Linked DNA regions of Homo sapiens: regions 1 and 3 are each linked to region 2. Evidence: chromatin contacts called from ENCODE Hi-C data. All regions are on one chromosome and are shown on one strand. The core of a region is the stretch at or near the end of the contact, and the rest is flanking DNA. Distances in the headings are between cores, read along the strand shown. Region 1 has its middle 150 kb from the start of TMEM170B. Region 2 has its middle 23 kb from the start of LINC02530. Region 3 holds the start of NEDD9 (neural precursor cell expressed, developmentally down-regulated 9).

Region 1 (2,947 bases), core at 189-2,688, 1.2 Mb before region 2:
TTGCCACTTTCTTAGTTTAGACGTTAATTGCTCAGACTGTTACAACAATTCCTAGCTGTGAGGTCCTCTTCTAGCCTCTATAGAACACTGTTAGGAACACGGTAGGTGCTATGGTTCAGATTTTTGTGTCCCCCCCAAAATTCATATGTTGGAACCTAATTCTTAAGGTGTTATTATTAGGAAGTGGGGCATTTGAGAGGTGATTAGGAGATGAGGACAGTGTCCTGATGAATGGAATTAGTCCCCTTATAAAAGAGGCCTGAAGGAGTCTTTTGCTCCTCTCACCACATGCAGACCCAGCTGGAAGGCACTATCTATGAGGAAGAGGGACCTCAGCAGACACTGAATCTGCTGGCGCCTTGATCTTAGACTTCCAGCCTCCACTACTGGGAGCAATCACTTTCTGTTGTTTGTAAGTTACTCAGTCCTAGTTATTTGGTATAGCAGCCTGAATGGGCCAATACACCAGGTCCTCAGGAGATATTAATTGAATGAACATCTTCAAAATATTAGATACTTCCATAGACAAACTTCATATCTTCTCATGTTCACTTTCTGCTTAAAGACTTTTGCCAACTTCCTGTTGCCTACAAAATAGAATTGAAATGACTGTGCTGGTGAATGGCAGTCCACTCTTCTCTTTACATTCTCTCCTGCCTTGTCCACCTCTGCAGTGCCCTTCACCTTCCCATCACATCAAACTGTGATTCACCCTTGGGCCCCACACATGTTCATGCTCCTGCTTTCTCTGGATAAGTTCATCCCATTTAAACCAGGGGCCAGCCTTCTCGTCCCATACTTCCATTTGTCTCAGTCCATTTGTGTTGCTATAAAGAAATACCTGAGTCTGCTAATTTATTAAACATTGAGGCTGCTCTCGGTCCCCTCCTATTCCATAATTTCTCATGGTTATGGCATGTAAAGGCTGTTCCCCTGCCTAGAATGCCCTTTCTCCTTGTCTTTCTGGCAACCCCTTGGTATCCCCTGGACAGAGTCTTCCTTTCCTCCTTCACTGTCACCAGGCCCTCTATTAATCACATAATGTCACAATAGTGTATCTCCATTCCCTGGACTTTGAGGCTCCAGAGGGCAGGGAACTGTTGTTTATTCATTCTGGAGACCAAACTAAACATTTTACAAAGTAGTCCATGGAGGTCTCTTATCAGAATCACCTATGAGGCTGGTTAAATGTAGATTCCCAGGCTCTGTGACTCAACTGCAAATTCTGTTTGTCTTGGTCGTGGGACTGTCCTAGGCAAATCTTACGGACATGAATGTTTGAGAACACTTCTACAGCATCCAACAAATATTTGATGAATAAAAACTTGATTAAAAAAGTACTGAGATCCCTGCTCCTAAAATTCTGCTCTATTTCCTTCATTCCTCTGGGGTGTAGTTTGGCTGGGGACAGGCCCAGGTATTTGGCTCAGTCATAGATCAAAGTGACCTAAATGGGAAACAGCTGTGCGTTATTCCCCAACCATGTCACGCAAGTACCTATTGTCCTGTCCAAAACGCCAAATTAGGTTTAGGGCCATTCAAATTCCGGAAGATGGTTGGCTGTGATAAGAACTAACAAATTCTTGCTCAAGTGGAAACTGGTTTTGCAGGGCATACTCTGCATTTTTAACTCACTAAAGCCAAGTTCTTAAGTTTAAGTGGTTCGTAAGTATCTTCTAATGAGCTGCACGGTTCCATTTGCTGTGCCTATCATCGGTATTGATAACTCTAGTATCAGCTAGTAGCCCTCACCTGTTGACACTGAGTGGATTGTGAATGAGCTTTTTTAGACTTTAGATGAGACTGCTGGGAGACTGTAATGATAGGCAAGCCTTGTTTTGGCCACAAACTCTCTAAAATGTCCTTTTTAATCTTGAGCTCTAGCAACACAATTTTGAGATCTGTCATAATGCACCATACCAGAACCCACGAAGACTTTACAAAACATACATCATCTGAATGACCTCAAGACTACACGACAACACATATTTGTTGTATTTGTTATTTACCAAATATGTATGTATTATGTATCATTACTTACCAACCAATGAAATCTTTTCTTTTTTTTTTTTTCTTTCTTTTTTTTTTTTTTGAGACAGAATCTTGCAGAATCTTGCTCTGTTGCCAGGCTGGAGTGCAGTGGCATGATCTCTGCTCACTGCAACCTCCGCCTCCCAGTTCAAGTGATTCTCCTGCCTCAGACTCCCGAGTAGCTGGGATTACAGGTGCAAGCCACCATGCCCGGCTAATTTTTTTGTATTTTTTAGTAGAGATGGGGTTTCACCATATTAGCCAGGATGGTCTTGAACTCCTGACCTCGTGATCCACCCGGCTTGGCTTCCCAAAGTGCTGGGACTACAGGCTTGAGCCATCACGCCCGGCCAATGAAATCTTTTAAAAATTCCATATAGATGCCGCAGTTCCACTTCGGGATATATATATCCTAAGGACTTGAAATTATGTTGAAGAGATATCTGTACTCCCATGTTTACTGCAGCACTGTTTATAATAGCTAAAATAGGAAATTTTCCTGTGTCCATCAGTGAACGAATGGATAAAGAAAATGTGGTATATACACACAATGGAATACAATTTAGCCTTAAAAAGAAAGAAATCCTATAATTTGCAACAACAGGGATGGATATGGAAGACATTATGCTAAGTGAAATAAGCCAGGCACAGAAAGACAAATACTGCCTGCTCTCACTCATATGTGGAATCTAGAATAATTTAACTAATAGAGAGCAAAATGATGGTAAAATGATTTTTGCTCCAAATAATGTAAAAATACCAGAGGCTGGAGGTCAGGGAATGGGGAGGTGGTGGTAAAGGGGTAGAAAGTTAGACAAGAGGAATAAATGATAAGTATTTAAGGGGATGGATATGTTAATTAGCTTGATTCCAACATTCCTCGTTGTATACATACACCATAACATCACTGTGCACC
Region 2 (2,832 bases), core at 206-2,705:
CAAAATGAGCACAGGGAATAAAAAAGAGAAATTAAAAATATCAGCCTCACTGTGACAGCCAGTCTAACATCTCCCTCCCTGCTCATCTCTCCCTTTCCCTCCCTACTGATTATCTCAAAATTCTTATGCTTCCTTATTCTCTGTCCCTGTCATACGCAGACACATGCACTCACATGTTTATCCCTCCTCTTTCTTTTCTGCAAGAAATATATGCCACAGAATCACTCTTCTGGTAGTAAAACAACCATTGGGTTTGGTTAAAACCCACAGCTGTAAAGTTTACCCATCCCCATTCAATTTCCCAATTGATTGCCAATCTTCTTCATCATTTCCTACATGGATATTGGGCTTTAAATGCTACAGCATCATACAAAGGAGCTGTAAATACAGCAAACATAACATTTATCTTTACCTTTACAATCCTGAATATTTTCATTTAAATAGTCTCATTTATTAAGTTTAGCCTTTCTCTGTTCTGATCATTAAGTACTTGGTTACCAGAAGGAAAACTGGATTTTGGATGAATAATTTATTCTGATAGTGTTAGTTTTGTTGTGTCCCTGAATGTTCGTGATATAGTTAATGAAGATGGGTCACTAAACCTATGTCACTGATGAGAAAAAAATTCCTACATGATAAACAGCAATGGAACCTGCATGCAGGTATGAGTATATATGTGTATATGCATATGTACACACACACACACACACACAGAGACACACACACAGAGGAATAAATATATGAACATACTGCAGAGATACTGAAGCCAGGAACAAGAATCTTGACTTAAATATTAGACAAAGAAAAGCTCCTTTTGTGAAAAAAACCATCTTAAAATATAAATTTTCAGTGCAGAACTTCAGTTACCAATTGTTAGTCTTCATAGTAAGCCTGATGATAATAAAATGTCTATTTTTTGTTTTTTAGAGACAGAGTCTCACTCCATCATCCAGACTGGAGTACAGTGGCACAATCATAGCTCACTGTAACCTCAAACTCCTGGGCTCAAGCTGTCTGCCTCAGCCTCCCGAGTAGTTTGGGTCACAGGCACGTGAGACACACCCAGCTAATTTTTTACTTTTTACTTTTTTTTTCCATAGAGATGAGTCTCATTATGTTGCCCAGGCTGGTCTCAAACTCCTGGCCTCAAACCATCCTCCTGTCAAAACACTTGGATTACAGGCATGAATCACCGCACCTGGCCAATAAAATGTCTATGCTTGTTGGAAAAAAAAAAACAAAACTCTGTTTATTGACACTCGCTGTATTATGTAAAGAAGGCTGAGAAGCCTTTTGCACACTGTTTTATGAAAATAACAGACAATACCCATCAGTTGTGGCGTGACTATATTGATGCGCTCTTGGTAAGGTGCTAAGAACAATCCTTTCTGTAAAAGGATGAAAAACAAAACCCTTGAGCAGTAAAAGATGACACATTCCACAAATGTTAGCTAATTTCCTGCAACAGAGCATAATGAAAGTGCATGTAGACAGGGTGTGCTTTATCTGCAAAAAGAGGAACAAAAAAAGAAACAAAAGCATCATCATATCTTTTGGTATCCAGAAATAAAATCCACTCAGTTAAATGGTGATTATGAGCAACTTTGAAAAGATTGTCAATATCGAATGCTATTTTTAAACAACAAAAGTTTCTCTTCATACCTCTAGCAGTCTTACATTTTAAAGAAACAGGCTCAAAATAGCACAACACATATTTCTAGGTTTCGATCATTAAAATTCTTCATCTGTGGACTACTAGCCATAAATAATCAACTTGAGAAAATAAACCAAACTTGATGGCTTTCTTGTTTCTTCTTACCATTTCTGGATCTTTGAACTTTCCCTTCCACTTTCTCAACCAAAGATAGCCTAAACAAAGAAAGCCAAAGCCAGCTTTTGCCCAATCTTTCCGATTGTCCTGCATAAATCAAACTAGAAGTGACCATATTCCTTGTTTCACTGAAAAGGGACTTAGTGTCATAGCTAAACCTTTCACTGGAGAAGAGAAATGGGGTTGGACAGAAAGACTAATTATAAACCTGCCAGTCAAGGTTTACCATAGAGAAACAACAGGAAATATCTATGAAGCTGTTCACAGCTTGTCAAGATGACCAATGGAAGACCACATATATGACTTACCTTGACAATAGCTTAAACTCTGGAATTTCCTTCCACTGTAGTAAGTTTTATGGTGCCCTTGAACCAGGGAAGCAGTGTGCTGTGCCGGGGGGCGGGGGTGGTTGGGGGAACTCAGGCTTTGCTGATAAACAAACCTAGGTTTGAATCCTCCAAAGTCTACTTACCAGGTGGATGGTTTCTACAATTTTTTAATGAGTCTGAACTTCTTCATTGTAAAATGAGTATAAAATCTCATTTGCAATACAATACCTAATTGTATTGTGTGAGGAACTAGAGATAATATGCAAAAAAGTACCTACAGCACATCTTTAAACATTATAAAGGGCGTTACAGGAGTTGAGCTTTGTTAAGTCTTTGTGAAGGTAGAGCTGTCCTAAACTGAAGTCACTCTACCATAGTCTGTCTCATCTCAGATATGTTTTTGAAAGGCCCTTTCATAAGAGGTTCTGTAAAAAGTAGTGCTCATGGGGAAAGTATTATTCTGAAATCATCCTGCTTAAAATCAACTTTCTGAACTGCCATGCAGTCTTGGCAAATACGAATTTCCATCACCCCTTTGCTACATGCCAAGTTGGAATATTGAGAATGCTGTCTATTATTCAATCTAAGTAAAGTACATTACTTTTAATTGGAGGTTGTTTCACTGCCTTTTTGAATTAGGAGACTAATCATTCATCAGAAACACACAATTAA
Region 3 (2,984 bases), core at 479-2,978, 1.4 Mb before region 2:
TAGCACTCAATGTTAATTTCAGCCATTTATACTTTCCAATAATAGACATATGAACATACTTTCTCTTTTTTCTGCAAGCCAGTTCTTATTCAACAACAGGGAAAGGAGGAGCAAAAAAGTCACTCCAGGCTGAGTAATATCTGGTCCTATCATTGTTCTAAATAAGGAAATATGGGGTGAGCCACTTTAAGGAAGATAACTTTCCTGCCAAGTAGAGGGATTTGTTTCTGGTTGCATCCTAAAGTCAAATATTAATAGTCTTCAGGATGACCCTTTCCTCTGATCTTCCCTACTGATGAAGATAATAGAAAGCTGATGAAACAGAAATAGCTGATACCTGTGTCTTCAGACAGTGGTAACGTAGGCATTACTATAAAGACTTTTGACATTTAGACTTAAAGCTTTTGAATAAGATTCATAGTTTTTGAACAAAAGCTTTATTACTGAGGCTAGTCAGTGGCTATCAGTTAGACCAAGTATTTACAACCTTACATCAAAAAAGGATGGACCAGAAAAATTTAGAAAAAAAGCGAAGTAGCTTCCAGCTAGTGTACAGTTAATATAAATTGTCAATCCACAAGCCTAGCACCCTTGCCCAAATCCATCTTAATAATAACACTTTTGTTTAAAATAGCATAAAATAAAATAGTAGCACTAGCACTCATGTCTATTCATCATTCAAGAAAAATTCATGTCCAATTCATTGCAGTCTGCTTTCTTTGTGTCCCCTGGAAGCTGCTTGCCTCCTTAGATGGGAGTGACTTAAAAGAAAAAGGGGAGGGGGGAATATACGGAGCAAGTCAAAAATCCTTTTGGCAAGAAAAATCCACAAACAATGGTGTAAAATGCATTGGAAAATAATGCTGCTGAAGTACTATGACTATGACACTCTGTAAGCTTTCAGGCACAATGAGCCAGCCTGAGCCTTCGCACTCTCACCCCATTCAAACTCCAATAAAAATGTTTTCAAGAAATGGCTCATACTTATTTATTCCTACATCCAATATAACATAAGGATGTCAAAATTTTCCATCCTCAGCTGTGTAATCTGGGCTTTTAATTTCTCCCACCAAAAGTGCATATGGCATACTCCTTCCGAGACCAAACGATTAAAGCAAAGTCTGGAAAACTTTGCACTAAGAGCCAGTCTGAGACAGACTATGCAGTCCTCATTCCTCTCATTACAGTTCCCCAGGGCAGTGGAAGCCAGGCCTGGGGAAGCCAAGGAGACTTGAGCCAATGCCTGCCGCGATTCAAGTCAGACACCCTCTGATCTCCAGTGGCTGCTGTGAAGCGGCTCCAAGTCTTAACTTCTCACCGAGGTATTTCCCCGGCAACTTTCAGAGCAGATGGACTCGGGTGTACTGTGAACCCCTGGAGTGGGTCTCAAAGACCGGGTCTCTGCTTGCTTGTCTGCTTGCATGTCAACCTCAGTGACCGAGACTCATCTTAGAACTCTCCGGGACACACAAGGGACTGACAGTAAGGAACACGCATACACAAGCACACACCCGCAGGCACAGCTTTCAGCTTGCAAGGTAACCTGTAAAAGGCACTCTCTTACCTTATACTTCATTTCGGCAGCGGTGGGTTGAGCCGTTTTCCTACACTAGTTAAGACAGCATTAAGCACTGCGGTGCCCGCCCCTCCATTGAGTGCAGCGCTAGATGAAAGCGAGAAGGTCCCGGGCAGAGCCGCTTGTCAGTCGCAGCGCCTCCCTCAAGTCTCTGAGCTCACTGTTGTGACTGAGGCAGGCTGATCGCGGACCTCATTTGCATGCCGCCCCGCCATTGGCTAGTGGGACAAGGTAATGCTCAGGCCCTGCCCACCCCTAATTCTGAAAAACTGACAAAGAACTTGTAATGTGATCGCTTCTTTTTGCTTTATCAGACGGTGGAAAATAAAACAGAAAGTGGGGAACCGTCCTGAACCTTACTCTGTCCTCCCGCCCCCGCCAAAAAAGAAGACAGAAAGAGAAAGAACAGGAAAAGGAGATACATTCTTTTTAAGATTAACCCAAATTTTAAAGAAACTGAATTCACAAAAGCAGTCTGACAGTCGCGCTTCCTGTGACCTAGCAACTCCTTCATAAACCCATTTCGTTTCAAAGCCATTCACCTCACAATCTCTACATGAAACGAACTCCGGGAACAAAAGGTTTTCTGTCTCCGGGCCCCTTTTTACTAACCACCCCTGCTGATACCTCTCTCTCTCTCTGTCCCTTTTTCTTTCCCCCTCCTCCCGCCTACTTTTTGTGTGTGTGTGACTGTTTGCTTTTTTTGTTCTTTTCAACGTTCAAAGTACTTTGCGATGTCAGTCTGCAAGGAGCTGGAAGACAATTCTCCCTTAGTGAAAAGGAACCCTCTAGCACACGCACCAGCGTTTTCCTGGACAGCTTCTCACCAGGGCCTCAGAGTTGCGGGTCACACATATTGAGCGACCTTCAGTGGCTTTGCTGAGGATAAAGGTTAGATGTGACCTCTCGGATGGGGTTGGCCAGTGCACGCCCTATACATCATCACCGTCCACTGAGTTCTGTGTTCTTTGACGGCTGGCATTTCTAGCTCCAGCTTTGAACACTGCAGTGTTTTTCCTTCTGACCTCTGTCCTGAGGATGACCCATTAACCCACCAACACTTATTATCCAGGAGAACGAAAATGCCCACTGTTTGATGAGCCTGGTTAAAAAGACCAGTCTCTCTCCAGCGAAGCACAGAACATAATTTCTATAAAGGTTCCATTTTAGGATTTCTATAGAGAAAGAGAATCACCCAGAAAACAGAAATGGTCACCTTCTGCAACTCTTCTCACGGACAGAGCAGTGAGGCGAAAAATTCCTTTTTCCCGGGCAAGACTGAGACTCGGTGAATCCAGACAATAGCTGTCCCTGAGTGGGATGCACTCCAACCAGACTACATGACTTGGATGGAAAAATCAGCCCTTATTTTTTTTTTTCCTGACCAAGTTGGATCAGAATCTGATTC

What was found. A loop is a pair of places that touch in the nucleus more often than their neighbours do. Pooled maps may share reads with other maps.
Region 1: a map with no recorded cell type shows a loop between it and region 2 (4-fold over the local background). The contact joins two enhancer-like sites. A Hi-C loop is called at or near these places in 2 of 37 single-sample maps with no recorded cell type and 3 of 50 pooled maps.
Region 3: a pooled map shows a loop between it and region 2 (6-fold over the local background). The contact joins the promoter of NEDD9 here to the enhancer-like site in region 2. A Hi-C loop is called at or near these places in 2 of 37 single-sample maps with no recorded cell type and 2 of 50 pooled maps.

What each region holds. Positions count from the first base shown.
Region 1 is chr6:11,388,658-11,391,604 of GRCh38, forward strand. No RefSeq gene overlaps it. Among named protein-coding and RNA genes, the nearest start is that of TMEM170B, 150 kb to the right of the region's middle. Within about 2 kb of position 1,439, at least 8 of the 41 ENCODE cell types and tissues checked have a DNase peak (open chromatin) inside an H3K27ac peak, as active enhancers do.
Region 2 is chr6:12,607,001-12,609,832 of GRCh38, forward strand. No RefSeq gene overlaps it. Among named protein-coding and RNA genes, the nearest start is that of LINC02530, 23 kb to the left of the region's middle. RefSeq lists an enhancer at 1,490-1,609. Within about 2 kb of position 1,456, at least 3 of the 41 ENCODE cell types and tissues checked have a DNase peak (open chromatin) inside an H3K27ac peak, as active enhancers do.
Region 3 is chr6:11,230,940-11,233,923 of GRCh38, forward strand. It overlaps NEDD9 (neural precursor cell expressed, developmentally down-regulated 9), which reads right to left and starts at 1,729. Exons shown (of 7, transcript NM_006403.4): 1 at 1,565-1,729. The coding sequence starts at 1,576. RefSeq lists silencers at 1,237-1,286, 1,767-1,816.